Regions from separate parts of the Homo sapiens genome. Here all the other regions are linked to region 3. A link is a loop called in an ENCODE intact Hi-C map of the cell type or tissue named here. Cell type or tissue: mammary epithelial cell. All regions are shown on one strand. Links, peaks and the distances in the headings refer to the core of each region. The heading gives the core; the rest is flanking DNA.

Region 1 (5,820 bases), core at 305-5,304, 210 kb after region 3:
CCAAGGAGCTGGGGAATCCCCTGTGAGGACTAAGTAGTTGCATCAGGGAAGAGATCTGAACCCTCCAGTTTCCCCATGGGAATGGGGTCTGCCCTTGGGCAAGACAGAGCTGGTCCTAGTACTGGACACTTAACAAAATTTCCTTTCATGAAAGAAAGTCCAGATAGACCAACAAATATATCAAATCAGAGTGACTGAATTCTTTCCTTTTATCTTTGCAATCCCCTAAGCCAACAGAAAGGGAAACAGTCTTCAGACTGCTCATAGAGAAAAACAGCTTGGCCTCGAAGGAGTCATGTCAAATTACTCTAACTCAGAGCAGACAGAATGTCTGGGGAGAGCTACCCAAGCATATGTTAGATGCAAAGAATGGCTGAGCAATTATGCAAACATATAGCCAAGGAAAGGGAAGAAGGAAGGAAGGGACAGAGGGAGGAAAGGAGGGAGCGAGGAAGGGAGTGGGGAGGAGGAAAAGGGAGACTGTAGACCTAAGGAAACAGGTGGTGAGCAATGAATCTATTGAAATATACAACATATGTTACACGCCAATAAGAATTATAGCTCTCAAACGGAATGTGATCAGTCACATAAACCTGGTCAATGTGAAAATGTCTGTTTTCGTTCCCTAGGGCTGCCATAACAAAGCACCGCAGACTAGCTAGTTTTAAAGCAACAGAAATTTATTGTCTCACAGCTCTGGAGGCTGGAAGGCAGATCAAGGTGTCGGCTGAGTTGGTTCCTTCTGGAGGCTCCAAGGAAGAATCTGTTCCAGGTCTCTCTCCCAGCTTCCAGCAGTTGCTGGCAATGCTTGGCATTCCTTGGCTTGTAGCTGCATCACTCCAACATCCCTTTGTCTTCATGTGGCTTTCTTTCCTCTGTGTATCTGTGTTCAAACTTTGCTCTTATGAGAACATCAGTCACTAATTTAGGTCTCACCTCAATCCAGCCTGACCTCATCTTAACTCAAGGACTTCTGCAAAGACCCTATTTTCCAAATAAGACCACATTCACAGGTCTCGGGACTAGAATTTGAGAAAACCTTTTTGGGGGATTCAGTCCAACCAACTCTAACATAACTTACTAAAATTGAGACGAAGAGGAGGGGAAATGAAAGCCACATGAGAATGCCAGTATCCTCTTCTTTCTTTGGAAAGAGACAATTGCTTTGTTCTAAAATTGAGATGCATATTGTATGTGTATGTGCATGCATGCATATATAAAATCCCAACCTGTTCATGTTATCTGCAATCTCTTTCCTTACCCTTAGAGAAATAATATCCTTTGTGGTAAAGAAACATTCACTTAAGGCTCAACAGCTTCGGTTTATTTTTGGTCTTTTACAAAATAAATAAAATTTAAATGTAATGATTTTTATTCTTTTAGAGGCTATAGTGACTATTTAAGCAGTTGCTCAACGAAGCAATTACAACATTCACTTTCTTTCTGAAAACCACCAAAATCATCAGAAAGCATATGATCATGTCAGTCTTAGTGAGTTTGAAAGCTCCAGCAATTGGCCTGGCACACAGTTTCTGTTTAATAAATGCTTGCTAAACTGGACTATTTTCTTGCTAATTACACAGAGCAGACATGTCCAGACCCCTTCAGAATCTCGCACCTGTTGAGTTAAACATCCTAGGACTGCATTTTTTCATTTCTCTTTTGCACCAAACAGTCTAACTCTGGGAGATTAATTCCAGACATAGCTGAGGAGGAGAGGGCACACTTGTCCTCAGATGAGCTGATCCTGTACTGAAGGGGAAAATGAATTCCTTCTTTCTGTCTGGAATGTATTTAAAGCCCTCTGCTTTAAAGCCGTATACTCTGGCAAAATAGTAATTTTGTCCTTAGACAACGGGATCTGCTGGTGAAAATCTGAGGAGAGCATCTGCCAGCTCCCTGGGCTCAGCTCCTTTCCCTGCAAAGGACACAGTGGTTGCTGATGAACGCAGCCTGGCTCAGAAAGGAATGAGTGCTGCTGCTGACAGCTGTGTGCGGGTGTGCTGAAGGGTCCATAGCCCATCAGCTTTGCACCTCCCCATCCTCCCTGCTCCTCCCATGCCCGATCACCTCCAGCGTATTGGAGGGCAGCAGCAGTGACTCAGGGTTTAGTGAAAAAACAACGTGCACACCTGAAGACTGGCCTTAGCTCTTACTATCAGGCTCTTGGCAGGGAAAATCAGGGCCATATGCCTCTTGCCTCTTTCTCTGCCTCTGTCTGGTGTGCAAGCCTCTCTCTCTTCCCCATCCTTCTCTCTCATTTGCGCCCCAGGGCATTCAACATTCTCCATAACAGGCCCAGGGCCTGCCAGGCCGCGTTTGCCGCTCCCGTGCTGACTCATCCACAGAGCCCATCCCAGGCCAAACGTTCCCTCTGGCTGGAAATGCAGCTTGGTGTATCCTTGGCTCTTGTTCATTTTTGCCGTGGTCAGTTTCCTATTTCCTCTTCCCCAGGTGGCGTGTGGGTCCTGTGCTGTGCCCTGCCACCCTGCGAGTTATGGAGAGAAATTCACATAGGCTTGGGGTCCTGCAGGACCACCTTTGGGAGGGGCACAGAACAGCGCTGTCCTTTGGAAGTGTCAAGAAGCAGCTGCTCGGGGGCCAGGTCTAGAGCCAGGCTACACACTAAAGACAGCTGCAGCCCCAGGCTGGCACTGCCCGGGTCCAGGTTTGGCTTAATTGCCTTATTCTGTAACCTAACTAGAAGAACTAGGTGGGTGAAAAACAATAAATGCTCATTTAAATTCTGTCCTAGCTGTCCAAGACAGAGGTTTAGAGCTGCTTAGACCTCAGAGATCACTGTGTTCAATTTCTCTCTCTAAAGAGGAGACAGGGATGCCCGAGATGGGCTATGGCTCCCCAAGGTCACCTGGGAGAGCAGAGTTCCAGGGTTCTGGTCAAGAGCTACCTCCTTGCCTCCTGGAAGTGCAACCTGTGTGCTACCATGTGAATTCTGGACACCGTCAAGTGCTTTGCTCCAAAAGGCTGTGTCAGGGTCCACTGACAGCCATACCAGAAGAGGAACTTGTTTAGGAAGGGAAAAAACACTTCCATGTGGCAGCGATGGAGGATTACACCAAGGCAGGTGCTCTGGGTAAGCCAGGGAAAGACAGCAAGATAGACCTGGACGGAGCTTCATAACGGACAATTCCCTGGGGATTACAGGGATTAGCTCTCATAATGCCTTTCTATGACAGCTCAGTGGCAGAGGACAGAAAAAAAAAATAACAGCTTCATACAGGGAGATTTTGAAAAGGTAATGAGCAATGTGGCATTGTGAAACACTGGGTTGCAAAAGCAACGTGACTTCTCCTAAAAGCATGTATTTTGACCTCAAGGAAATCTCTGCAGACACACTTGCTCCCTCAGCATCCATGAATTCCACTCCGCTGGCCTGCAGTGAACCACTGCAGAGAGGTGGTTGAGAGAGCGGAAGGAGATGATGGAGAGTGGGGGAGATGATGGGGAGTGGGGGAGATGTTGGGGAGCGGGGGAGGTGATGGAGAGTGGGGCTGATGATGGGGAGTGGGGGAGATGACGGGGAGCCGGGGAGATGATGGGGAGGGGGGAGATGATGGAGAGTGGGGAGATGATGGGGAGTGGGGAGATGATGAAGAGCGGGGGAGATGATGGGGAGGGGGGGAGATGTTGGGGAGCAGGGGAGGTGATGGAGAGTGGGGCTGATGATGGGGAGTGGGGGAGATGTTGGGGAGCGGGGGAGATGATGGGGAGCGGGGGAGATGATGGAGAGTGGGGGAGATGATGGGGAGTGGGGAGATGATGGAGAGTGGGGGAGATGATGGAGAGTGGGGGAGATGATGGAGAGTGGGGGAGATGATGGGGAGTGGGGGAGATGACGGGGAGCCAGGGAGATGACGGGGAGCCGGGGAGATGATGGGGAGGGGGGAGATGATGGAGAGTGGGGAGATGATGGGGAGTGGGGAGATGACGAAGAGTGGGGGAGATGATGGGGAGTGGGGAGATGAGAGCAGGGGAGATGATGGGGAGCAGGGGAGATGATGGGGAGTGGGGGAGATGATGGGGAGCGGGAAGATGATGGAGAGTGGGGGAGATGATGGGGAGTGGGGGAGATGACGGGGAGCCAAGGAGATGATGGGGAGCCGGGGAGATGATGGGGAGGGGGGAGATGATGGAGAGTGGGTAGATGATGGGGAGTGGGGAGATGATGAAGAGTTGGGGAGATGATGGGGAGTGGGGAGATGAGAGCGGGGGAGATGATGGGGAGCGGGGGAGATGATGGGGAGCAGAGGAGATGATGGAGAGTGGGGGAGATGATAGGGAGCAGGGAAGATGATAGGGAGCGGGGGAGATGATGGAGACTGGGGGGAGACGATGGGGAGCGGGGGAGATCATGGGGAGCAGGGAAGATGATAGGGAGTCCGAGGCACTGACTTTAAAGCTGGGAAATCACAGGACTGTGACCTCAAAGCTGAGTCACCTTAGTGGCAGTCTGCTCATTTATGCAGCCTGTGTCCCAATCTCCACTGTCAAACCTTGAACAGACCAGGAGAGAGAGCTCCCCTCCTCTGGGATCCGCCCTTCCATCTGACAGAGCTCTAATTGATCAAACATCTATACAGGTCAGAGCAGACTCCCTGTGCCTTCTCAGCATTGTTTAATCCTGCCATAATTCTCAGCAGTCTGAATATTACAACTTGGTAACAAATTCTAGACACTATGCACAGGTGCACACGTGTGTGTGTGTGTGTGTGTGGTGAGGGGGAACTTCCACATTATTTAGATTTATAATCTTGCTAATTACAGACAATTACCAAGGAAGCCAATGATTTATTCAGTTAGAAGTTAGCAGTGACAAATTCTATACATCATATATTTGTTTCATAAGTCTATTTGAATTTATAAATCCTGAATTTCACACTAGGAAAACAAGCTTAGTCAGCTTTCAGATGCTAACATTGCAAATATTAAAAGTAAAAGTCTGGCACAGTGGCTCACACCTGTAATCCCAGCACTTTGGGAAACCAAGGTGGGAGGACCACTTGAGGTCAGGAGTTGCAGACTAGCTGGGGTAATATAGTGAGACCCATCTCTACTAAAAATTTAAAAATTATCTGGGTATGATTTCACACACCTGGAGTCCTAGCTACTCAGGAGGCTGAGGCAGGAGGATCACTTGAGCCTAGAAGGTCGAGGTTGCAGTGAGCTATGATAGCACCATTGCACTCCAGCTCGGACAACAGAGCAAGACCCTATCTTAAAATAACTAAGTGGGCCGGGCACAGTAGCTCACACCTGTAATCCCAGAGCTTTGGGAGGCCAAAATGGGAGGATCATGAGGTCGGGAGATCGAGACCATCCTGGCCCACATGGTAAAACCCCATCTCTACTAAAAATACAAAAATTAGCTGGGCGTGCGTGATGTGTGCGCCTGTAGTCCCAGCTACTTGGGAGGCTGAGGCAGGAGAATCGCTTGTACCCGGAAGGTGGAGGTTGCATTAAGCCGAGATTGTGCCACTGCACTCCAGCCTGGCGACAGAGCAAGACTCCATCTCAAATATATATACATACATACATACATACATACATACATACATACATAGAAGTCAGCCTTTTCCCAAGATGTATACCCCATCTTCGATAATGACACTTTTTTCCCCGTCCCTGTGTCCAGAACTTGGAGTCACCTCCGATGCTTGGCTTCCTTGCACCCCCAGCGTCAGGCTCGCTGGGCACCCCTTGCCCTGAGACTCTGCCTTCCTTCCATGCGACTGCAGGTCTCCATCAGCCCCTAACCATGCCCTACTTTCCTGCTCCAGGATCCAATTCCCCTCCATCATC
Region 2 (5,820 bases), core at 388-5,387, 320 kb after region 3:
AAGCTTGGTATTTTCCAACTCCATTTTCTGGCATTTGACTCCCTGCTTGAGCCTTGCTTAAAAGGAAATAAACCCATTTAAAGGGAACTCCAGACCTCTCGGCTATGGGCCCTGTTTCATGGCTGCAGGGGAAGTGGATCAAGTCATACAATATGCTTCCTAAGGCTGCAGTCAGCATTTAGTAACATTTAAGTAGTACACTTCTTTCTTCAAAAAGTTACATTTTTGACACCAAGTTTTGTCTGGGGATGTTCACTGGGTATTGGTATAGAATCTGCTAGCTCAGGTGGGTGGGAGGGCCGATGGCCAGTGGCCCCAGGGATGCGCTCACTTCTTCGCTGTGTTTGTTACTGCAGCAGCCCTCTGCCCCCTTCCCCAGCCTGCCCTGGGAAGCTGGCCAGTATGGGCTTCCACAGAGGACCCCTTGCCCGCCAGCTCCTGGCCGAGTGTGGCCAGTGGGGAGCACCAGCTGTAGATCCTCAGGGGAGAAGAGAGTGAGGTCAGGCACTTGTATGCCCAGCTTGCTCTCTGCCAGGTTGGAGGGGCCAGCCACCTCCTGTCCATGACCTCCACACAGCACCTCTTTCTCTCTGGGGCCAGGACCATCCTTCCCCTACTCCCTGCTGTCGAGAGCCGCAAGGTCAAACACCGTCTGTTGTGGGTTCCCTCTCAGCTTGTTTACTCTTCTGTAAATAATCCCTTTATTACCATCTCCTCCAGTCACTTCATTTGAGTGGGACCTCTGTTTCCTGTTGAGACCCTGTGTCGGTTCTCTATGGCTGCTGTTACAAATTGCTACCTGCTTGGTGGCTTCCAAAGCCCACATGAATGATCTTCCAGCTCTGCAGTTCACAAGTCCAACAAAGGTCTCACTGGTCTAAAGTCGGGGTGTCAGCAGGGCTGCATGCCTTTTTGCAAGACCCAGGAGATAATCTGCTCCCCTGCTTTTTCTAGCTTCTAAAGGCCACCTGCATTCCATGGCTCATGGCCCCATCCTCCGTCTTCAGAGCCAGCAATGTCAAGTCAAGTCCTTCTCACACCACTACCTCTCTGGTTCCCTGGAGCCAGGGGAGGTTTTCCTTGTCATTAGATTGGACCTACCTGGAAAGTCACCTCATCTCAGGGTCCTTAAGCTTAATCTCATCTTCAGAATTCCTTTTGCCATGAAAGGTAAAATACTCACAGGTTCTGAGGATTAGGACATGGACAGATTTGAGGACCATTGTTCTGCCCACCACAGATCCTAAGTGATAAAGTCCTCTGCATTACGGACAAGGACTGTGGCTTTATCAGTCCTCTCTGAGAGGGTTCTGCCCTGGGAGCCAGTTTCTAGGAGAACCATCCATGCTTGTAACTAACATGTATTGAACGCTTGCTGAAGCATTTGTTCATATCCACTCCTGTCGATAACATTATGAAGCAGACATTAATTGGCCCTTACCAAAGGGAACTCCAGGCTCGTTTGAACAAGCCTGGTCTTACTCAAGGTCACATAGTTCAGAAGTGGTGATCCTGGATTCAGAACCAACACACTCTGACTTCAAAGACAGTGTTTGCCCTGTAGACCTTGATAAGTTTTACTTGTTGATTTTAGCCACCATTTTTCGGGAGGCAGCACGCTTAAAAAAATCGAACATCTTTTCTAAAATATCAGAACAGAGCAAACCATGTTTGGTAGGCATCAGGGACGTGGAAACGCAGGAAGGAATGAGCACTACAACATTGCATTATTTCCTCTGCGCCAGGCGTTGCATCTGTGCCCATCATCCCCCCTAGTGAAGGATCTCAACACTCCACAATGTGGGATGCTTATCCCCATTTCACAGACCAGGAAAGTCAAGGGTAATGCAAAATGTTAGAGTTAGTTCATTTTTCTTCATTTTAGGAGAATGACTAAAGCTGTATTTTAAATTTATTTTTGTCAATGAGTTAGATTTGGACAAAATCAGCTACACAGTCTTTGCTGGTAAGGGCTTCCTGATCCCAGCACTGGACAAGGGAAAGTAATGGCTAAAATCTCCAGGTGAGATTATTGACTTACATTGAGCTCCTAGCCTTGGCCTTGTTTCACTAAACCAAAGTGACTGATGGGAATGGTTAGAACTAAAAGTTCTGAGTGTAATTTCATCCTGTTGTTCCTTTCCCTGTATTTTCTTAAAATTCCATCTATCTCTATAGGGTAAGGCCATGCCTTAATTTTTTTTTTTGAAGTTTTATTGACATATAATTTGCATCCCATAAAACCCACCCATTTTAAGTGCACAATGGAATGAGTTTTAGTATATTTGCAGAGTTGTACAGCCATCACCACACTCTGAATTTAAAACATTCCCATCCCCTCAAAGGATGATGGAAACATCACCCCCCAGTCCTGGACAACCACAAATCTACTTTCTGTTTCTGTATATTTGTCTTTTCTGGGCATTTTACTTGCATGTAGATGTCTTGTAATTAACACGTCTAGGACAGTTCGAGCCCCTCAGCTACCCTTTGTGGTACTGGGGACAGGAGGTCTGGATTTTTCCCCCTTTTTTCTCCTGGCAAATAGCATCCACTCTGCCCCCATTTCTCTGAGTTATCCTTTAGACCAAGCCAATCGTGTTTGATGGAGAGTTATTGTTGCCATTTTATTTCTAATCGGTTAATCAAGGAAAGATGGAAAGTTAGCATGGGGCCACAGGAACTGGTGACTTCCCCATTCTTGTGGACCACCCTCTACTGTCCTCCCAGGCACTCTAGAAGCACATCGCCCCCTAGTGGTCACTGATCTGAAACTGGCCAGCTCCAGAACCCACGAATTGAGGGTATCTGTGGCCGTTTCCAGAGAATCATCACAGCCTGGGCTCCCTGCCTCTCAGTCCAGCCGAGGGGCTGCACTGTCAGCTCACTATCAGGTCACTGGGCATTTAAAGTTCACGCTGTCTTACCTTAGTGTGTGATCCCTTAAAAATTACTTCTCGTCGTGTAGCTGAAACAAATTGACAGATGGCTTGGCCCTGGCTCGGATAGGCTGTGTGTAGGATCAGGTATCTGACTTAGTTAACAACCTGGGGAGAGGAAACAAAGCCGCTTTGCTTGGTGACCATGTTGACTTTTGATCCAATCCCAAAGGTCAACGATTTCTCAAGACTTTTTATGCTGGGTGTATCAAGGTTCCTGTTTGGAGAATTATTAATTTTGTTCCCCTTGCCTTGAATTATATCACTATACACTCAGAAATAGACTCAGCAACAGGAATTGGGCTCAAGTCTGAATTCTCTTACTCTGTAATTGGTTGATCTCTGCTCCCTTATCTCGAGAATTAGGGGGTTGGGCTAAATCTCCCTTTTTACCCATAGTAGCCTAGGATCTAGTGAAGTGGGTATAGATGGCACAGGACTTTTTACCCAGTACTCATTCAACATATATTGAGTGCCTGCTGGACACCGGGTTTCAGCATCTAGCGTCATTGTCTTGTTTCACAATGATTCCTAACTTTTTCCCTCTCCATATGCAGGGTCGGCCGGCGGCCTGTGCTGCTGTTTTCCATCATCTTCATTCTGATCTTTGGACTGACTGTGGCACTGTCAGTGAATGTGACAATGTTCAGCACACTCAGGTTCTTTGAAGGATTTTGCCTGGCTGGAATCATTCTCACCTTGTATGCTTTACGTAAGTAGGAGCCTTCACGACTAGTCTTGAAAGAATTTAGCAAAAGTATTGTTGCCTGGGAGGTTCTGGGAAAGATACTGTGCATGCTGCTCGTGTGGGCTGGCAGTTTTGTGGAAACACAAACATTAAAGGCCTCAAGTGTTGTGAAAGAGGCTTTTCAGGTGATGCCGTGAAACATTTCACTCAATCCTGATCTCCAGCTCGGGCTCAGTGCACATCAAAGGACACGGGAGGTTGCGTAACTGCTTGGAGGAGTGGCGATCGGTTCTTTCCTGATATGGAGAGGCTTTCGGTTTTCTTCAGAATTGTCTGCATTGACATCCTGTGTGCTTCTATCTGGTGCATAATTGGGTATCCACACAGAATCCAAACTTTCCACATTCTCATGTCCACAGTTGTGTCCTTAAGTGGTCTGGAACTGAGACCTAAGCATTGGTACTGGAAAAGTAAATGACAGCATTAGCTAGTATTTGGTCTTTTTAGGAGGGTGAGACATTTCTTTCATTGATCTATCTTGTCTGTTGGCTGTATTAACTCTGCTGAATATAGTTAGGTTTCACTTATTTGTAGGTGGTGTTTGCTAGAACACAACCACACACCCATAAGGAGAAGAAGAGTTTTAGGCGTGGTTATTTTACTTATTTACTGGCTTTATACTTTTTAGTCACTTTGTGGAAAGATCTGTTGGGAATACTGTAAGATTTACCATGTATTTTGTCTTTTTCTCTTTCTTTGACCACACGCACAGGAGTCAGGTATAGATTAAGTAGCAATTTCCAGTGTGACAACATAAGAATAGTTCTAATTCTCTTAAATTTGCATATTAAAGACTTCTTTTAGATAGCTAAAATTTTTGTTCCACTAGAAATATAATCCATTCAGGACATAGTTTTATTGTCACAGGAAGGAGCAGACACAGAAAAAGGCTACCGGTATATTCTTCTAGATCCGTAGTTGGCCGTTTTGTCATCAATGTTTAACTGAATTGTAGTTTCTTAGAAATCACCTTTTCCAGTTTACTTGCATTTGTCTTAGAACCCTTGTCTCTTGGGAAGTTCTTTAGGAAGATATGCATGACAAGATGAGTGGGCCTGGGTGATGGTGTTTGGGGAACTTGTTTCTTTGAATAAATAATGCGAGTATTGGGCTTGAACCTCCCCAGGCAAAATGCCTGTGCCGTTGTCTATGGCCCTGACCCCTGACAGTCTGTGCAGAGGAACAGGTCTAAGCACTTTTCTGGAGAAGCCTCCTGGTCCTGCCCTCAGGCAATCCCTTGGCCCACATGTGTGCAAGTGCGCCGGGACCCTTGCTCTGGGCAGCCGTCCTTGTCAGGCTTCCATTCTCACAGGGGGAGGGCAGTCCAGTCCTCTCACGTGGATGGTCATAAAAGGGGACAGCTCTGCACTAGGACAAAATGGAATAGCTGTGCTTCAGGAGCTCTGCAGAGAATATAACCTCAGCCTCACCACCCCCAGGCAAGAGAGTGTTCATGGAAAATTACCTTACCGCAAAGATGGTGTATTGGTTTTATCTTGCATGCCAATTACTAATGACTGGCTGAAGCTGCCAGAGAATGGGGAGAAGACTTCTGAGGAGACTTTGGGGCTCAGCAGAAGAGAACACCTTGATCCATTAGCCATGTCTGCCAGTGTCAAGGAAGGAGGGTAGGGAAGGGCTACCTGTGTAACTGGCATTTGCCATCTGGAGAGACTATCCATGAATGAAGCCAGACCAGGAGTGAATTGTACCTGAACGGCATTGTTTCCACCTCACATATTCATAGAATTGTTTTACTGACTTGCACTGTGACATCATGCCATTGACCTCTGAAGCCAGTTGTTATATTTACTACAAAATATTATGTTGAAGATGTGTTTTCATTAGATTACATAGTGAGCTGTTTATAGCAGAAGGTTCTCTTCTACTTCAGAACCATTCAAAGAAAGTACTTACCCTAGGAGATTGCTTCCCTCCAGTCTCTTAGGCACAGAATCATATAACCCAGACACTGGCAAACTTTTTCCATGTGGGAAATTTTTCAGGCTTTGCAGGCCATATGGTCTGTCACAGTTACTCAACTCTGCCATTGTAGCCTGAAAGCAGCCATAAAGAATATGTAAATGAGCAGGTGTGGCTGTGTTCTAATAAAACTTTATTTACAGAAACAGA
Region 3 (5,820 bases), core at 220-5,219:
GTACCACATTTCCTTTACTCATTCATTGGTAGCTAGACACTTTGGTGGTTTCCGTTGTGTGTTCTTGGCACCTTTGTCAAAAATCAGTTGGCTGTAAGTATATCGATTTATTTCTGTGTTCTCTATTCTGTTCCATTGGTCTATGTGTCTTTTTATGCCAGTACCATGCTGTTTTGTTTACTGTAGCTCTGTCGTATATTTTGAAATTGTGTAGTGTGATGCCTCTGGCTTTGCTCAAGATTGCTTTGGCTATTTGGCATCTTTTTTGGTTCCATATACATTTTAGGATTGTTTTGCTCATTTTTGTTGTTGTTGTTTTGTTTGTTGGTTTTGTTTTGTTTTGAGACAGGGTCTCCCTCTGTTGCCCAGGCTGGAGTGCGGTGGTGCAGTTACAGCTCAAGTGATCCTCCTGCCTCAGCCTCCCAAGTAGCTGGGACTACAGGCGTATCCCATCATGCCAGGCTAGTTTTTGTATTTTTTGTAGAGATGAGGTTTTGCCATGTTTCCCAAGCTGGTCTGAAACTCCTGAGCTCAAGCAATCCATCTGCCTTAGCCTCCCAAAGTGCTGGGATTATAGGTATTAGCCACTGCGCCCGGCCTAGGATTGATTTTTTTTTCTATTCCTGTGAAGAATGTCATTTGTATTTTGATGGGGATTGCGATGAATTTGTAGATCACTTTGGGTGGTATGCTGCTTTTGATATCTCCCTAAGATACCTTCCTATGTGCCTTTAGACAAGAGCAGTGAGTACAGGAGCCCCTTTTTAGCTGGCACTGGGTCTCCAGAACCTTTATGGGAGAGTGAGGATGACTGGGTCCTTTTTCCTGGCTGGGTGTCTATGGATCCTCATCTCAGAGGGCTCACAGAGGGCTCTGGAGTCCTAATTGTCTATTGCTCTGGGTTTTGCATTTTGTAGTGCAGAGCATGGGGAAGCCTGGTTCTTTAGTCTGAGTGGGGAGAGTCCTAGCACCAGTGTCTCTGTTTTGGTTTGTTTTGCTCTGTTTGGGCAACCCAGAGATCAAGGAGCAGCAGAGTCCTCTTAGTGCCTTGCCTTATGGGAGGTGCTGGCCCCCGAGTGAGAGGGATAGATTAGAGGCCTGGAGCCACCTCTGATGGAGAAGCTCCTGAGGCACAGTGCCCGGCACATGCTTCAGCCTGCCCTGGCCTCCCGTCTCTATCAGCGATGTGTATGAACACATGGCCCACGTGGACCCTAAGGGGCGAGCATAGTGAGACGAAATTTAACAGGGAGAAACGTAGAGTCTCATGTTGCCATTGAAAGTATGTTTTCTTTGCCTTTTTGCAAGGGCTGAGGACAGGTTTCAGCCACGGCTGTCTGTGGCCTTCCGTGTGTGATGGGGGTGCAGTGTCCAGGTCTAGGAAGGCAGGGGTCCTGGCCTCCTTATGCAAGTCAAGACTGTCCCCGGGATGCAGCAAGATGAATTATTACATCCAGAGAAGAGTGTCTGGTGGGCAGGGGTCAGAAGAATGGGAGGAAATGTGGAAGAGCAGCTAGGAGGAAGGGGATGCCACCTTCAGATGTTGGCGGGCTGCCATGGGAAGGGGTCAGGTGGGGGCTGGCACTAGGCCTGTGGGTAGAAGTAACTGTGGGCGACTTTGGCTCAGCACAGAACACGTTCTAACATCTGGGGCTGCGTAACCATGGAGTCTGCACCAGCCAGTGGCTAACAGTCTCAGTGCAAAGTCTGGGGGCCCGGAGGTGTTGCTGCAGGAGGCGGCAGGCGGTATGGCCTCTTGCAGCCTTGCAGAGCCGAGGGTCTCAAGTGCTCTGAGTGTTTCCTCCTCTTCCTCTTCTCTGCCGGTCACCGAGTCTGGTTTTCTTTCTCTGAACCCCCCAGACCTTCCGATCTCTGTTCCCGGTCTAGCTCGCCCCTCACTGTGTCTAAGGGAGCTTCTTAATCTAGAGCAGTTGTGCCTGCCGGTGGCGAGGCGGTACACCCACGCACACCATGGCAGATACCTCCCTTCAGGAGTGTTTTTTAATGAAATTACTATTGACAATAAATAGCCCCAACATCCCTTTGAGAAAATGGCTCACACATAGGCACACCATGTTCTCAGTCTTGGTCCCATATTTGGCATGTTTCTGGATCTGTGGCTCCCCAGGCTGAGGCGCGGGGTCCAGAGAGTCCTGGCATCACCTGAGACTGTCCACACGGCTTTCTCTCATGCGTCCCCCTTTCTCCAGGATATGAACCCGAGGACTGAGCCAGTCATCCCAAAGCTCTGACCTCTGAGGCTTATTAACTGTCTTAAAAGCTCACTCTCACCATCAAGCCCAAGTTCTTGGTCATTCTGGGCATTCAGAGCCTAGCCCACGCTAGCCTTTTGATGTTGTCACCTCCACTCCAGAGCCTCAGCCTCCTGCAGGGGACTGGCCAGCCGTTGCATGGACTGTGGCCCTGCAGGGTCCTTCGTGCAAACCTGCCTGTCCACTGCTGTCCTGGTTAATTCCATTCATTCCCGGCCGAGAGCCCACATCCACCCTCCTCCTCCATTTCTTATGCCACTGACATACGTGTAGGGAGGTGGTGCCATGGGGAACAGGCACTGACTGTCTCTGCTCTCATGATGTAGGCTGGGGATGGGGACCTGCAGGTGCTGAGTACCTTGGCTTTTCTAGGATCGTTTAGTTGTCAGGAGCTCCACTAGATGGCGCCCGGCGCTAGCAGGCGCGGCGACTGTTTCCACATCCTGGGGCCACGGTGAGGACAGTCAGGATGGACTGCATCCCTTGGCAGTGCTTCCAACCAGTACAGCCTTAATCATTCTTTGTCCCAATGCTTATCAAATGTAAGAAAGCAAGAATTTAGAGCGTTCTGCCTCATGGCTGCAGCTGTGCAATGTAAAAGGAAATGCAAACCTCAGCTTCGATCTGGCAACTTGGACTCATCAATCTCAGCCACAAAATCTGACCATTCAGGTTTAAGAGGCCTGGAAATGAATCACAATTTTATTTTTCATTAATCTGGCTTCTGGCCAATCTCAACCTTAGTTTCACTATGTAGGGGTAGCCCAGCTAGCCAGTTAATACAAGGGCACTGCTTTGGGTTTTGTTCCGTTGCTGGAGTACATGGGAAATACAGTGGGAGAGAGGAGGTGAAAGGGAGGAAGGCTAGAGTATGAATGCTTTCACGGCTGAGACCGCGTGTCTGCTGAGAAAAGGAATAGAGTTATTGAAGTGAGGGGTTGTGACGTTTGTGGGGCTATGAAAACATAGCTGCATCTAAAAAACAGAAAAATTGCCATCAGGCAAACAGACACATTGGTAATTGTTGCAAAAAAGATCCATTGATTGATAGATGCAAAGATTTGTGAGTGAAACTGAGGAGAAACAGGATTTGCATAGCTGCAAGGCATCCTCCTTCAATTAACTACAAAGGGAAAGGTGGTAACTTCGCTGTGGAAACAGCTGGCAGAAGCCTCCTCACCAGGCACTCCACAGCAGCCTCAGCAGCAGCAGGACCTGTCAGCCTCAGCCCCACCCCCATATGCCACTCCAGGTCTCATGCAGCGTCACTGTGTAGGGTTCCTGCCAAAAATGCATCACCTCAATCGAATCACTCTGAAACTGCCAACAAACCCAAATCGAGGGACATTTGCTAAAATAGCTCAGTCCTCTCTAAGAGTGCTACGGTCATGAGGGACAAGGAACGATGGAGGAACTGTCAGAGGTCGCAGAAGACCAAGACAGAGCAACTCATTGCAGCAAGAGATCCTGGATTGGGGCCCCCACGGAAAAGAGGAACGTTGGTGGAAAGACTGTTGAAATTCAAGTGAAGGAGGTCTTTCATTTAGTTAACAGAATTGTGCCAATGTCAGTTTCCATGGAAGAGCAGGGCTGCTTTCATTTGGAAAAATATGAGTGTAAAAAAATAGCTTGAAAGTCAACTATTTCATGGAATCAGTCATGTATGTGATTAAAATGGCTACATTGGTCAAAGATTCTTGCTATAGATACTAAGCTGACTTCTAAGACATTCACACTGTATGTTTGAAGAGAGGCTCAGATGCTATAATTTTTCTTGAATGACAGCATTTTCTTCCGTTCTTTTTTATTTACATCATAACAGATCTGAGGACATTACTAACAATGATCATAATAGCTGTGAGGAAATGCGGACCTCAGCCTTGATACGGCTGTTTGGACTCATCAATTTCAGCCACAAAATCTGATTATTTAGGTTTAGGGGGCCTGGAAATAGAACACTGTTTTTCATTAATCTGGCTTCTGTATAATGTCAACCTTATTTTTACTAAATAGGGGTAGCCCAGTTAGGCAATTAATAAAAGGGCACTGAATGATCATGATAGATCACTCAGGACTCTTTATTGAGCCCTCAGTATTTGCTAGATTCTTTACATACATCATCTCAAGTTAGTCTGCACAATGGCCTTTGGAATGGATACCTTTATTTCCATTGTACAGATGAAGAAACTGAGCAAGAAGTAACCTGCTCTCCAGGCATAAGTAGCAGAGCCTTCCCCAGCTGCAGTCTGCATGCTTTCCTACCTGCTCGTGCCTCCTGAGGAGCCAGCATTCCACACTGAGACACGCCATGCTTGCTAGTGCTCTGGCCGAAGGCACATGGCAAGTTATCAGTGGATTTTGTTACAAGTCAGGCTCCCTGGTCCCGTAGCAATGAATCTCAATGCAGCCTTTTGCCTGAAGGTACAAGTTCATGGTCTATACCATCGTCTTGTGAAAACTGACCTGGGAGGTCAACTCCCATGTAAATATCTGCTGTCCGTGGTTGAAACGGGGCACAGGCTACAGGCTTAGCAAGAAGATCTCCTTAAACCAGTGGTCCCTACAATTAGAGGCTTGCTACAGCTAAATGTTTTTTCTTCTTTTTTTTTTTTTAAACTGTGGACGTGTTCTAATTTCTACAGCTTTTCTTAGGACTTGTTTGTTAAAGTGACCAAGTAAATAAAAATGTAAACTGTTAGAGAATCTGTGCTCCATTTTCACCTGGCACAGGCGTATAAAAGCTGTGCACACTTCCCTAGGTTTTAAGACAATTTGCTTTTCAATAAACCATCCCTTTCTGAACCCGTGTTGGGAATAAATGTTCCAGAGGTTGCTGCACACCTGCCAGCTGTGTAGCCTGCTGGCTTGCCCCTAGGTTTTTCGAGGTTCTGGGGCTGACAGCAGAGGTGGGATCCAGGAGGGAACCGGAGCTTCTCAGGGACCATCTTTAGTGAAATGTGAGAGTCTAAGCGAAGTCCCTCTCTGGGCCGGGCCTGAGACAGCAAGGTCCATGCAGGAGGCACCAGACATACCTTAGTGTCCTTCAGGGCCCAGCCAGCCTTGCAAATAATTAAACCACATGTATGTGCATGAGGCTCCTTGTCACAGGCAATTAAGGAAGGATTGCTTACAAATCTATTTTTTGGGGGACTGGTAATGACTCCGTTTTATAGAGCTCCAAATTTCACATTTAAGAAAGATTAGGCATGTAAAGTAACTCTTCAGAATTTTATTCAGAAGTGATTTGCAGCAGTGACATTTGTTTTAACTTGTAGGCCACCACCCAACCAAGTTCCCTTTGCAAAAGGGGTGGGAGAAAGGGGGATGGGGCTGTCAGCTGGCTGTATGGAGGTTGCTCTGAGGTTTTATGTGCTTCCCAAGAAAGACAGATTTGGGTCAGAGTTAATAAAAACAATAAAGGCAGTGGTTCTGTGCTGCCACCCATTTTAGATAGAGAGGCGAGGGAATCTTAGTTTATCTTGTTAGGATATGGCAGTTTTCACAGTCCGCCTGTTCAGCGAGGCTTTGGTAAGCATCTTCTTTCGCC
Region 4 (5,820 bases), core at 563-5,562, 330 kb after region 3:
CTTCAACCCAAACAGCCTAAATGATTGGATAAATGTTACACAAGATCAAGGAGCAACCAGGAATTTCACAGCTGACTCAGTTACTGATTACTTTGCAAAAATAGAAGCCAAGTCTTGACTTAACTGGTAATAGACTCAGAGTTTGAGTTTGCTCTGGGTGGGGTGCTGATCCCTTTTTCACATGACAGAAGTGATTGAGTAATTTCTAATGTGCTGGTGTTGGATGGCTTTTTCTTTCTCACTATCCCATATATTTTTACACTTTGATATTTCCCTGAACTAATATTCCTTGCAACTTATTTCAGTCAACAGGATCTTTAAGCATCAGCACTATGCTATATATGTAAAAAAAAAAAAAAAAAATTTGACTGAGCCAAATGGCTCCACAGAGTGAGTTGTCAAAGTGTGGAATGAAGAGAATGGAGATTGCCGATGTCAACTAGAAATGGCTTCAGCTACCTTGTGGGCTTCTGGGGAGCAAACATTTGCTCTGCATTTGGGTGAAGGGAAAGTTTCGCATGAATACGTGCTCGGTCGTCTCTTTGTCTCCACCCGGTTTCCCCATCTTCAGATACGTGGGCCTTCCCAGTAGCAGCAAGTTCTCAGGGCAAAAAGCCCTTCTCCTGGTGGGACCAACTCCACTCACAAGGCTATTTCCACCAAGGAAATGAGTCAGAGTTTACCGAAGGCCTTTGACAAACTTTTTTTTTTTTTAAATTTTTTGAGACAGTCTCGCACTGTCGCCTGGGCTGGTGTGCAGTGGTGCCATCTCAGCTCGCTACAACCTCCGCCCCCCAGGTTCAAGTGATTCTCCTGCCTCACCCTCCCAAGTAGCTAGGATTACAGGCACCCACCACCACATCCAACTAATTTTTTTGTATTTTTAGTAGAGACAGGGTTTCACTATGTTGGCCAGGCTGGTCTCGATCTCCTGACCTCGTGATCCGCCCGCCTCGGCCTCCCAAAGTGCCAGGATTACAGGCATGAGCCACCGCACCTGGCCGACAAATCTTTTTTTTTTTTTAAGCTTCAAAGGAATTTTGATTTTACTGAGGTTCAGATGGGCACAACAGGGAAATCGGAGCAGATTGAGGTCTCTCCATTGGTCATTTTCTTCACTGGAAACACATTACTAACCCTGCGGGCAAACTGCGAAAAGCAAAGGAGTAAATTTCTAAGCAAAAAGTAACAGGGCATTTGCTCTGTACCCCACTGTCTTCCCTTATCCCACCTCTGAGCAGTCAGAGCTTCTGGGCTCACTGCAGGGTAAGTAAGAATAGAAGCATCTGGTGAGGCAGTTCCAACCCCTGGGAAGGCGAGAATGCTGTGGTGGCCAGTTAGGCAGGGCCACTGGTCATGGGTCAGAGCCTGGAGGGGTGAGCCATCCAGCAGGGAGCCACAACATGCCACTGAAGACTGATTTTTCTCAAAATTGTGCCAGTCCTTCAAATAAAAATTTACTCAGGCCTTTCTCTCTATCTCTACCTATATGTTCGCCAAAACCTGGACTTTTCTTTCTATAGACATTTCTCTGGAAAAAATGCAAATGTCTCTAGGGCATGTAAGGATATATCATCTCACCTGCATATTAAAAATGGAAATGTGAGGACAGAGAAAGAATAAGCGGCCAGTGGCATCACTGAGACCCATCTGCCCAGTCTTCTGTCCAGAAGTCTGTGCAAGAAAACATGTAGCTATTGCCTAAATGTACAGATAGGCTTTCCAGTGCATATATCTTTTGGTGTTTTGAATTTGGTGAAGGTAGATCTATGTCCAAATCAGAGGAAAATAGTAGCAAATACTCGGAGATATCTGGGCATTTTAAAATTAGAGTATTTGGATGCTTTTCCACACAGGGGAGGCTGTTCTTAAACTGTGCGTCAAAACCTTACGGACTAGGTTTTTTCCAGACTGGAATTTCAGTAGTGTGTCTGTGCTTCATTTGAAACAAAGCTGTTCACTACTCTAAAAGGGGAACTGAAAAGATCTGAAAATCAGGAGATCTGAGCTGGATTGCAGACTCCACAGTTGACTGACGGTGACCGTGACAGATTGTGAGATCTCTCTGAGCTTGTGTCTCCCTCTCTATAAAGTAAGGGATGAGATTTAAACCAAGTTTTGTGTAGCTGTGCGATCGCTTCCTGGGATAACTCGTGGAGAAAATGAATGGAAAACAAAACAAATGGAAAACTATTGAGCTTCAACGTAACTTCCAGTTTTAGAATTCTATGGCTTTTGAATTCTTAGCCATTAGCCTCCTTCAGTGTTGAAGATTTCTTGGGGTGGGAGTGGGGGCAGTGAAACCAGGGGTGCTTCCTCTTACCCCCCTAGATGTGCCAGTCTCAAGTCCACACTAGTACCTAGTGTTGTTGGACTTCCATCCTTCCTCGCTGTGTGGCTGCTGCGCCAGTGCCGATCTATAAAGTGAGCTGGGAAGAGATGCTGTGATAGGGTAAGATTAATGGTTAACAGCTTCCCTTTCCCCAGGGTTCCAGACCCTGCCCTCATGTCAACAACCTTGCCCTTGCTGGCCCCTGCTGGAAATCCTTTCCTGCTTGCTCCATTCGCCTCTCTTACCACATGTTTGCTGGCTGGAATCCTATTACACTCCCTGGGAGTTTTTTTTTTTTCCACACCTGGACAGACAGGATGGGACCTGAAGCTAAAAGCTGAGTCGACCAGAAAAAATTGTTCAGGAGTGTAAGAGAGCAATACTGGGCTGACTTTGTTTTGTTTTATGTTCTTAAAAGCAAATTAAAAGAGGAAATAAATCAGTCACCTTGAAAACAAGTAAAAAAAAAAAAAGCAAAACATTAGGCTTCTTGAAAACATCCAAATGTATCTAGTGGGAAGCAAAATCATTACTGGTTTGCCAAGACTTGCTGTTATTGAAAAGACAGACTCTTGGCTGAGAGCACAGAGAGAAATATAACTCAAATGGTGCAGAGCCATGAAAGTTTGTTGTCAACAACTGTTTCTCAAATCAGCGCATCCTGCCAGATAGGCTCTGCTACAAAGAGTTTAAGTTTTAGTTTTTCATGACCTGCCCGGAAGCACAATTTTCTCCTTTGCTCATTTGCTCCATGAACATGTGAGGACCTGTCGGGTGCCAGGGGATGGACAGTTGGTTCCTTGATTACATACTAAACCCTTGCCATTGTTGAGTGTTGAGGACATAGAGGCAAGTACGTGCTCCTGCCCTCTAGCGCACTCAGAGTTTAGTGAGTGAAGAGGCAGAGACACACCCTGCTGGGACAGTGAGCACCAGAGGAGACTCCTGAGCTGTGAGTTCTGTGGGGTCAGGGAGAATAGGTGTTTGCTATTTGCAGTGGGTGCTTAGATCCTAGAAGAGCCTAGTGTACTCTGGGTAGTATAGGTGATTGGGGTTGGCTGGAGCCTAGTGCACTCTGGGTAGTGTGGATGATTGGAGTGGGCTGCAGCCTAGTGCACTCTGTGTAGTGTGGATGATTGGGGTTGGCTGGGGCCTAGTGCACTCTGGGTAGTGTGGGTGATTAGGGCTTAGCTAGAGCCTAGTGCACTCTGGGTAGTGTTGGTGATTGGGGTCGGAATCTAAATTATGAATAACAAAGCCAAGGAAGGAGGATGGAACAACACACACAGACCTATCCTCCATGACCTTAAGGTAGTGGCAGGCCACTGAAGGATCTCAATTGAGAAAGATAAGCCTTAGATGCATGTTTTGGAGAAATGTCTCAGGCTGCAGTGTGAGCAGGCCAAAGAGGAAAAGAAGGCCAAGCTAGGAGCTGGGAGGCTGCTGTGGTAGTGAGGCGAGGAAGAAGAGCCCGAATGAGGGCCATGGCCATGGGGCAGGAGAGACACTGAGGATGCAGAATCACAGCCTCAATGACTGAGGAATGGGGAGAAGGGTGAAGGAGGGCCAGGGGACTTGCCTGGATACCTGGAGAGGGGATTTTTCTCTGAATGGTGATAAAAGGGATTCAGCCCAAGCATTCTACTCTGATTCCAAATCCTGTAGAGTCTGAAGCTACCGACCACTCCCTTCCTCCCATGAGTCTGACAGGGGAAGATGATGACCTCTGTTTCAGACCTGGTAAGCTGATGGAGACTTAGGGCATCTGAGAGGATTGATTTGCCAGGAGATTTGTTATTCAGAAGTTCAGGAGCAAGGCCCCCGTGTCCTCAGGATGAAGGTAGCAACTAAAGGTTACCAGAGCTGAGCTCACCCAGGGGCTCTGTAGCTGAGCAACAAATGGGTGGAGGTAGAAGAACCAGTGGAGAGAGACAGGGAGGAACCGACTGTGTGGTCAGTGGAGAGTCAGACCAGGCTGGTTACCAGGGAGCCAAGGAAGGGGCTGACAGCAGAGTCAAGTGATGCAGGACATTGAAAAATGTCCTTTGGGCATAGCAAAGATTGCCCAGTAGGTCAGAGGTAAGTGTGGCAAAGCAACTTTAATTCCATGTAGTGATTAATGTAATGTGAATTATTTCGAGCATAGGTTTTAATTTATGTATGCCTCAGAGAAGCACTGTCTTGTCCTATGCCAAGTATTTTAGAAAGAAAGTTATATTTTTTTTTTACTGTGGCAAAATATACATTACATACAGTTTACCATTTCAGCCTTTTTTGTTTTGTGTTTTGTTTTTTGTTTTTGTTTTTGTTTTGAGATGGAATCTCACTCTGTTGCCCAGGCTAGAGTGCAGCGGCACAATCTCGGCTCACTACAACCTCCATCTCCCAGGTTCAAGCGATTCTCCCGCCTCAGCCTCCCAAGTGACTGGGACTACAGGCGCCACCACGCCCGGCTAATTTTTGTATTTTTAGTAGAGACGGGGTTTTGCCATGTTGGCCAGGCTGGTCTCAAACTCCTTACCTCAAGTGATCCACCCACCTCGGCCTCCCGAAGTGCTGGGATTACAGGCATGAGCCACCATGCCTGTCCCATTGCAGCCATTTTTAAGTGTGCACAATTTAGTGATATATTTCCATTGTTGTGCAAGACAATGTTTTTTAGAGTGTTAGATGTTCATTATTATTGAGCAGAAAAAAATGGAATTGGAAGGCAAGTCGGTAATGCCTATTTTTGCTTAAAGTCACCTGAAACATGATATTCCCGTGACTCAATAACTGGATATTCAGTTACATTTAGTACAATTGAGTTGAGTTAGAGATGCAGTTTTGTTCTGATGTTCCAGTGTCCATACTGAAAGGCAGTGTGTGAAGACTTGCCATATCCCCACCCTCTTTCTCATCAACACACACCCAAGTGCACACACGTGCGTGTGATCACACGGAAACAGTTGAGAAGATGCTTGGGTGGAATCCAGGCTTGGATTGGAAGCCAAGCCCCCCACTTGCCAGTTGTGACCTTTAACAAGGTAGCTGACTACTCAAAGTCAGTTTCCTCACCTAGGAAAGATTGGGCAGGTGGCTGACCAGATGAACGTGATTGTCATCTGTAAAACCATGAAGTTCCAGGGAAGTGTTGGTGGACATTTGCATGTTTGTGACGTGATGGCCACCATCCTACTGCAAGCACCAGAGCTGCCCTGAGATACCATCCTACTGCAAGCACCATTACTGCCCTGAAATAATCGGCCCTTTCCTCTTCCACGAGGCCCACTCATGTGAGGGAATCTCTGGGCTCGCAGCAAGCTTGGGAACTTTGGACTGTGGCTGTCTGGTAGCTTAGAATAGCAGAATAACTGGTGGGTGGGGGCAAGAATCTGCTTCATAATTGTTTTTCCAGTGGTCAGCTTAATAAATTACCTCTCTTATAGCATCCATTCAGAGCTTTTAAAATTCATTTTAAAATGCAATCATGGGCGGGGCGCGGTGGC
Region 5 (5,820 bases), core at 320-5,319, 120 kb after region 3:
TCCCCCATCTGTCCAGCCTCGGGGACAACTGTGAGAAGATGTGGTCAAATAATGGTTTTCACCAGACCAAAGCCTGCACCAAGAAATACCGCAGTCTCAGCCCTTTCACATCCTCACCTTTCCCTTCTAAGCCATGGCCCTGCGAGGAGTTGGGCCTTCTGGAGGCTCTGAGGTTTTTCTTCTTCAATTACGCACAGTCTCATCTTCTGCTCTCCTCAAATTTCTCCTGCTGGTCTGGGTTCTTCTGTGATTTGGGGACTTGTTGCTGAAGACAGGCACTGCCATTGGCCTCACACCTACCTCCATCCCTCCAAATGAGCTTACGGCTTGGGAGAATTGATGCCGAAGGAAACTTTCTCTGAAATACTTTTCTCTGGACAATATGTCTGGAAAGGTTGGGTCTATTTAGAGAAGGAGCTCTTTCCTAAGCCAATGGAACCACCCAGGAGAGTCCTGTTTTAGTACAGGGCACTTGTCTTTTTCTTTCTTTCTTTTCTTTTCTTTTTTCTTTTTCTTTCTTTCCTTCCTCTCTTTTTTCTTGGTTTCTTTCTTTCCTTTCTTTCTTCCTTTCTTCCTTTCTTTCCTTTCTTCCCCTCCCCTTCCCTCCCCTCCCCTCCTTTCCTTCCTTCCTTCCTTCTTTCCTTCCTTTCCTTCCTCTCCTCCCCTCCCCTCCCCTTCCCTTTCTTCGAAATCTTTCTCTGTTGCCCAGGCTAAAGTGCAGTGGTGTGATCACGGCTCACTGTAGCCTCACCTCCTGAACTCAAGCATTCCTCCCTGGACTACAGGCATGTGCTTGTAGTATTAAAAATTTTGATATTTTAAAAATTTTTTATAGAGACAGAGTCTCCCTTTGCTGCCCAGGCTAATCTTGAACTCCTAGGCTCAACCAATCCTCCTGCCCTGGCCTCCCGAAGTGCTGGGCTTACAGGTGTGCACTATCACGCTCAGCTGACACTTGTTTTAGAAGTGGATTTTTCAGTATTAGCACTATTAACATTTGGGGCTGGATCCTTCTCTGCTGTGAGGCTGTCCTGTGCCCTGTAGAATGGTCAGCAAGATCCCTGGTCACTACCAGATGCCAGCAGCACTTCTCCCCCTGAGTTGTGACACCTCAAAAATGTCTCTGCACATTGACAAATTGTTCCTGGGGAGATGGGGTGGGAAAATTACCCCCAGTTGAGAACCACTATTTTAGATGTATTAATATTATACCTGTAGGTTAAAGTTTTTTATCCTAATGATAATAATTACACAAAAACTAATAATTAATGTTATAAAAGTAGCACAGAAAGTAGCTAGGCTCTAAAGGAAACTTGGAGATTCCAACTCCTACCGTCCCACCTGCAAAAGTTTTGGAACGTTGTTAAAATGCAAGGTGGTCCATATCACAGCCGTGGAACGCTGGCAAAAGCAATGCAGAAATCAGCCAGAGAAGCAAAAAGAGTCCTGAGGCTACAAGTCAGGAGATGAGGTCCTGGTCTTAGCCCTGGTCTGCGAGGAGTGTGACAATAGATAAGTCACGTTATTTTTTTATTTTTTATTTTTTAATTTTACTTTAAGTTCCGGGATTCATGTGCAGAACGTGCAGGTTTCTTACATAGGTATACATGTGCCATGGTGGTTTGCTGCACCCGTCAACCCATCATCTAGGTTTTAAGCCCCACATGCATTAGGTATTTGTCCTAATGCCCTCCCTCCCCTTGCCCCTCAACCCCTGACAGGCCCTGGTATGTGATGTTCCCCTCCCTGTGTCCATGTGTTCTCATTGTTCAACTCCCACTTATGAGTGAGAACATGTGGTGTTTGGTTTTCTGTTCTTGTGTTAGTTTGCTGAGAATGATGGCTTCCAGCTTCATCCATGTCCCTGGACATGAACTCATTCTTTTTTATAGCTGCATAGTATTCCATGGTGTATATGTGCTGCATTTTCTTTATCCAGTCTATCACTGATGGGCATTTGGGTTGGTTCCAAGTCTTTGCTATTGTAAGTATTACTGCAATAAACATACGTGTGCATGTGTCTTTAGAGTGGAAAGATTTATCATCCTTTGGGTATATACCCAGTAATGGGATTGCTGGGTCAAATGGTATTTCTGGTTCTAGATCCTTAAGGAATCGCCACACTGTCTTCCACATTGGTTGAACTAATTTACACTCCCACCAACAGTGTAAATGCATTCCTGCTTCTCCACAGCCTCGCCAGCATCTATTATTTCCTGGATAAGTCACTTTAAATTTGGCCCTTAACTTGTTCCTTCTTACAACGAAGTAATTGGACTAAAGATGTAGTGGTTTTCCATGTTTCTTCTGCTATGACCCATGTTGACATTGGAGACACTTCCACTGATACATCCCAGTGTAGACAGCCTTTGTCGTTTAATGTTCTGGTAGAAAATGCAATTTCTAATTTGTAGTCGAAGGTGGCCCTTTCTCATAACTGGGATCAGGACTCTGAATGTGTTCTGATATCCTGGGTGAGAACTTCTGAAATATATAATCCTCACTATTTCTTCTAGTGCTAAAATTCGAGAGTCAAAGAAGCTTCTTATTCTGCCCTGTTTGCCTGTCAACAAATACAATGAACAACATCCTTATTCCCCGATTTTCTGCCTCTGTTACTTACCAGCAGGCCACTCGCCCTCCAAACTGCCTCTTCATAAAATCTGCCATTACTGCTCATCGCTCTGGCCCAGCAGGTGATGAATTCAGTCCATGCCATTAAGCTTCCCTGTGGATGAGTCATCTATTTTTACAAGTTGCTGGTTGCGAGACTAGAGCATAACTTACGGGTTTGTAAATATTTTGGCATCTTCCTTTGTCAAAAGATACTGTGAGACCCAGTGATTCACAAGGTTGTCCTGACACTTTCCCCTCCTCCACCAGCATTTTGAAACATTGTTATCCGGTTTGGTACAAGTTCTTTCAGCTATCACTCCTGCAGGTGTTGGTTTGAAGTTACATAAAGAACAGATTTTCATCTTTCAATAAGTGGCTGGATAGGCTAAACTCAGGCTATAATTTATTACTCTTGGCTGCAATCCATCCATTTGTCTCTGTCCTTGGAGGGAGGTGTTTAATCTCCCTTTGGCTCAGCTTTGGAAGGGACTCACTGATTTGTTGAAAAGTTCATTAGACACCGATGGAGCCCCTGCTGTATGCCAAGAATTGCACTAGGTGCTGGGGATATAAAGATGAATATGACTTGCTCTCAAAGAATGCGTCCGTCTAATGAGGCTGTGGCTGTAACTCAACCATTGCCACACAGCATGGTGAGCAGTAGAAATGAAACAAGCTCACATTATGTGGGTGGTGCAAAAGAAAATGACCCATTTTTCCTAGTGAGATAGGAGGCTTTGTAGAGGAAATTTCACTTGAGCTGTGTCCTACAAGATGGGCAGCAGTTTTCCATGGGGAAAATAAGTGGGGAATAATAATAGGTAGAAAGGCATGGAGGCTTGAAACAGTATGGGGAGTTTAGGGAACTGCAGGCCTGCACCTTGTGGCATAGGTGTGTATGTGCAAGTGTGTAAATGTGTGCGCACACACGCACGTGGGTGCTGTGGGAGAACAGCTGAGGGATGAGGTGGCAGCAGATGAAAATGAGAGGCCGGGTGCAGTGGCTCACGCCTGTAATCCCAGCGCTTTGGGAGGCTGAGACGGGCAGATCATGAGGTCAGGAGTTCGAGACCAGCCTGGCCAACATGGCGAAACCCTATTTCTACAAAAAATACAAAAAAATCAGCTGGGCGTGGTGGTGCATGCCTGTAGTCCCCGCTACTCAGGAGGCTGAGGCAGGAGAATCGCTTGAACCCGGGAGGCAGAGGTTGCAGTGAGCCGAGATTGTGCCACTGCACTCCAGCCTGTGCAACCAAATGAGACTCAGTCTTAAAAAAAAAAAGTATAAAAAAATGAGATAGGCAGAGACCAGTCATGAAAAGACTTGCATGGTGCAATAAAGGGTTTGAATTTATTCACAATAGAGAACTTTTGAAGGATTTTAAGACAGGAATCAGCATTATGGGATTTGCCCTTTAGGAAAATATCCAAGGACCAGGGTTGGGGGCTGGACTCAAGAGGAACCTGGGAAGCATTTGGGAGGTGGGACATAGTGGACAATTTTCCTCAGTAAGGGAGGGGAGAGAGAGCTGGAAGGCTAGAATGGCGTCTAGGTATCAGCCCTGAGGACCTGGTGGATGAGGGTGCCCTTTGCCAAGAAGGAGAACACAGAGAAGGGAAGAGGTGTGGGGAAAAGATCATGACTTTTGTTGGGAATATGTTGAGTGTGAAGTGTCTGTATAGCACCAGGTGCAAAGGTCTAGTTCTCCATCTCTAATAAGAAGCCTCATCGTGGAAATGTGATTAAAATTAAAATCCACGTTGAAATCCTCAGACGAAAGGTGCCATGGAAGTGCAAAGAATCATTATTTAGTGTCTTATGGGCTGTCCTTATTGCCTAGAACACTCTCCTCGTCTTGATTCTAATTGCCTCTGATGCCTGTCTTATCATATTCTAGACATGAAAAAAACAAGTGTCTCGAATGTCAGCTGCGGGACGGGCTTGTGCAAGGAGGGCTCTGAAGCTCTGGGAGAGGCAGCTTGGACTCAGAGAGGTGGGGAAGGTTCTGTTCTCAGTCCTGTGAGTTTGAGCCTTAACCTCTTTCACTCAATCACTAGGTCAGTCTCTGCTCCTTGTTTTGGTTTGTTTTATCAGAACTTAACAACATTCAAGATTTCTTCTTTCCTGATCACCTGCTGCATGGCTGGTATTGGGGATTTAATGCTGAACAGACCGACATGATCCCTGTCCTCACAGAATAAATTGTCTAATAGAGGCAGGAGAATGGCGTGAACCCGGGAGGCAGAGCTTGCAGTGAGCCAAGATCGCGCCACTGCACTCCAGCCTGGGCGACAGAGTGAGACTCCATCTCCAAAAAAAAAAAAATTGTCTAATAGTAGGAAGAATTTTTTAAGGCATCTCATGATGAAGAGGGAGAATCAAGACTGAATCAAACTGTTCCCAAAGAGAACTGTTTTAACTTCAGGAAACAAATGGATGCTCTCTCTTTAAGACAGTGTTTGGAAAACCAGCTCTCCCACTCTGCAAGGCCTCCATGGTAGGGGGAGCAGGCGAAGGAGTTTCTCCTGTTGGGGCTGAGGCAAATATGAATCATCACTTGTATATAATCTTCTGTATCCTGGAGATTCAAAACCAGCGCCTCCATCTTCCCAGTGAAAGTGTTTACATGGCATTATTACCGTGATTATTTATGACTTGCTTTGCTGCCTCAAGGGATAAGGGCGAGTATGAGCTGGGAACTTGTTTCAGTCAAAAGGAAGTGGAATTAAATGATGTTAGAACCTGTACTTAATACCCACATGGAGCTATTCAGCTTAATCTGCCAGAACACCATGGGAGGAGGAGAATGTCTTCCCTCGTCATTGCACTGGGGGAAGCCAGAAGGAAATGCATCTGATGGGAGCAGGGAGCGCAGGTTTGCTGTTTCCCTGACTGCATTTGTGCTCTAAAGGAAGAGCTACTCATTAGAAAGAAGCAAGAACACAGCTATCCCTGTGGGTGTCATGCCCAGAACAATGCTTCCCTTTTTTCTCAGGTCCTAAATTTCCTTCCAAACCTTTGCTTCCTCCCTCTCTTCTGTTCTCACAATAGAGCACCTGCTATTTCACATATCGTGTTGGGTGCTGGAGATATACAGACAGAACCCACAAGCCCTGCCCCTGAAGGACAAACCACAGGTAACGGGAGTGCTGTTGCCCATCTCAGCAATTCAGGTTAAATCCTCCAACCACCATGACCCCAAG

What was found. A loop is a pair of places that touch in the nucleus more often than their neighbours do. Peaks named below come from ENCODE experiments on the same cell type or tissue, not always from the same donor. Only the 100,000 strongest peaks of a DNase experiment are listed, where the experiment ranks them.
Region 1: it touches region 3 in a loop (9-fold over the local background); 9 of 110 quality-filtered maps call a loop at or near these places.
Region 2: a loop joins it to region 3, with 10 times the contacts of the local background. A loop is called at or near these places in 52 of 110 quality-filtered maps.
Region 4: a loop joins it to region 3, with 6 times the contacts of the local background. A loop is called at or near these places in 52 of 110 quality-filtered maps.
Region 5: it touches region 3 in a loop (8-fold over the local background); 4 of 110 quality-filtered maps call a loop at or near these places.

Annotation. Positions count from the first base shown.
Region 1 is chr6:3,514,962-3,520,781 of GRCh38, reverse strand. No RefSeq gene overlaps it. Among named protein-coding and RNA genes, the nearest start is that of SLC22A23, 61 kb to the right of the region's middle. In mammary epithelial cell, for the core only: no CTCF peak of the experiment used is centred there; DNase peaks (open chromatin) are centred at 2,301 and 3,271; H3K27ac peaks cover 1,906 bases.
Region 2 is chr6:3,408,019-3,413,838 of GRCh38, reverse strand. SLC22A23 (solute carrier family 22 member 23) reads left to right here. Exons shown (of 10, transcript NM_015482.2): 3 at 3,497-3,651. LOC105374890 (a long non-coding RNA gene) reads right to left here and starts at 3,139. Exons shown (of 3, transcript XR_926397.3): 1 at 2,928-3,139. RefSeq lists enhancers at 1-452, 3,036-3,180, silencers at 510-804, 3,852-4,072 and a cis regulatory region at 3,102-3,115. In mammary epithelial cell, for the core only: a CTCF peak has its summit at 2,749 (motif pointing left); no DNase peak of the experiment used is centred there.
Region 3 is chr6:3,729,582-3,735,401 of GRCh38, reverse strand. All of the region lies in intron 3 of PXDC1 (PX domain containing 1), which reads left to right. Among named protein-coding and RNA genes, the nearest start is that of PXDC1, 19 kb to the left of the region's middle. RefSeq lists a silencer at 2,753-3,047. In mammary epithelial cell, for the core only: a CTCF peak has its summit at 2,675 (motif pointing right); a DNase peak (open chromatin) is centred at 2,781.
Region 4 is chr6:3,400,162-3,405,981 of GRCh38, reverse strand. The region is part of intron 3 of SLC22A23 (solute carrier family 22 member 23); the gene reads left to right. Among named protein-coding and RNA genes, the nearest start is that of SLC22A23, 54 kb to the left of the region's middle. In mammary epithelial cell, for the core only: a CTCF peak has its summit at 3,201; DNase peaks (open chromatin) are centred at 2,631 and 3,131; H3K27ac peaks cover 1,651 bases.
Region 5 is chr6:3,609,847-3,615,666 of GRCh38, reverse strand. The region is part of intron 3 of LOC100507336 (a long non-coding RNA gene); the gene reads left to right. Among named protein-coding and RNA genes, the nearest start is that of PXDC1, 140 kb to the left of the region's middle. In mammary epithelial cell, for the core only: no CTCF peak of the experiment used is centred there; DNase peaks (open chromatin) are centred at 2,826, 3,216 and 5,226; H3K27ac peaks cover 1,006 bases.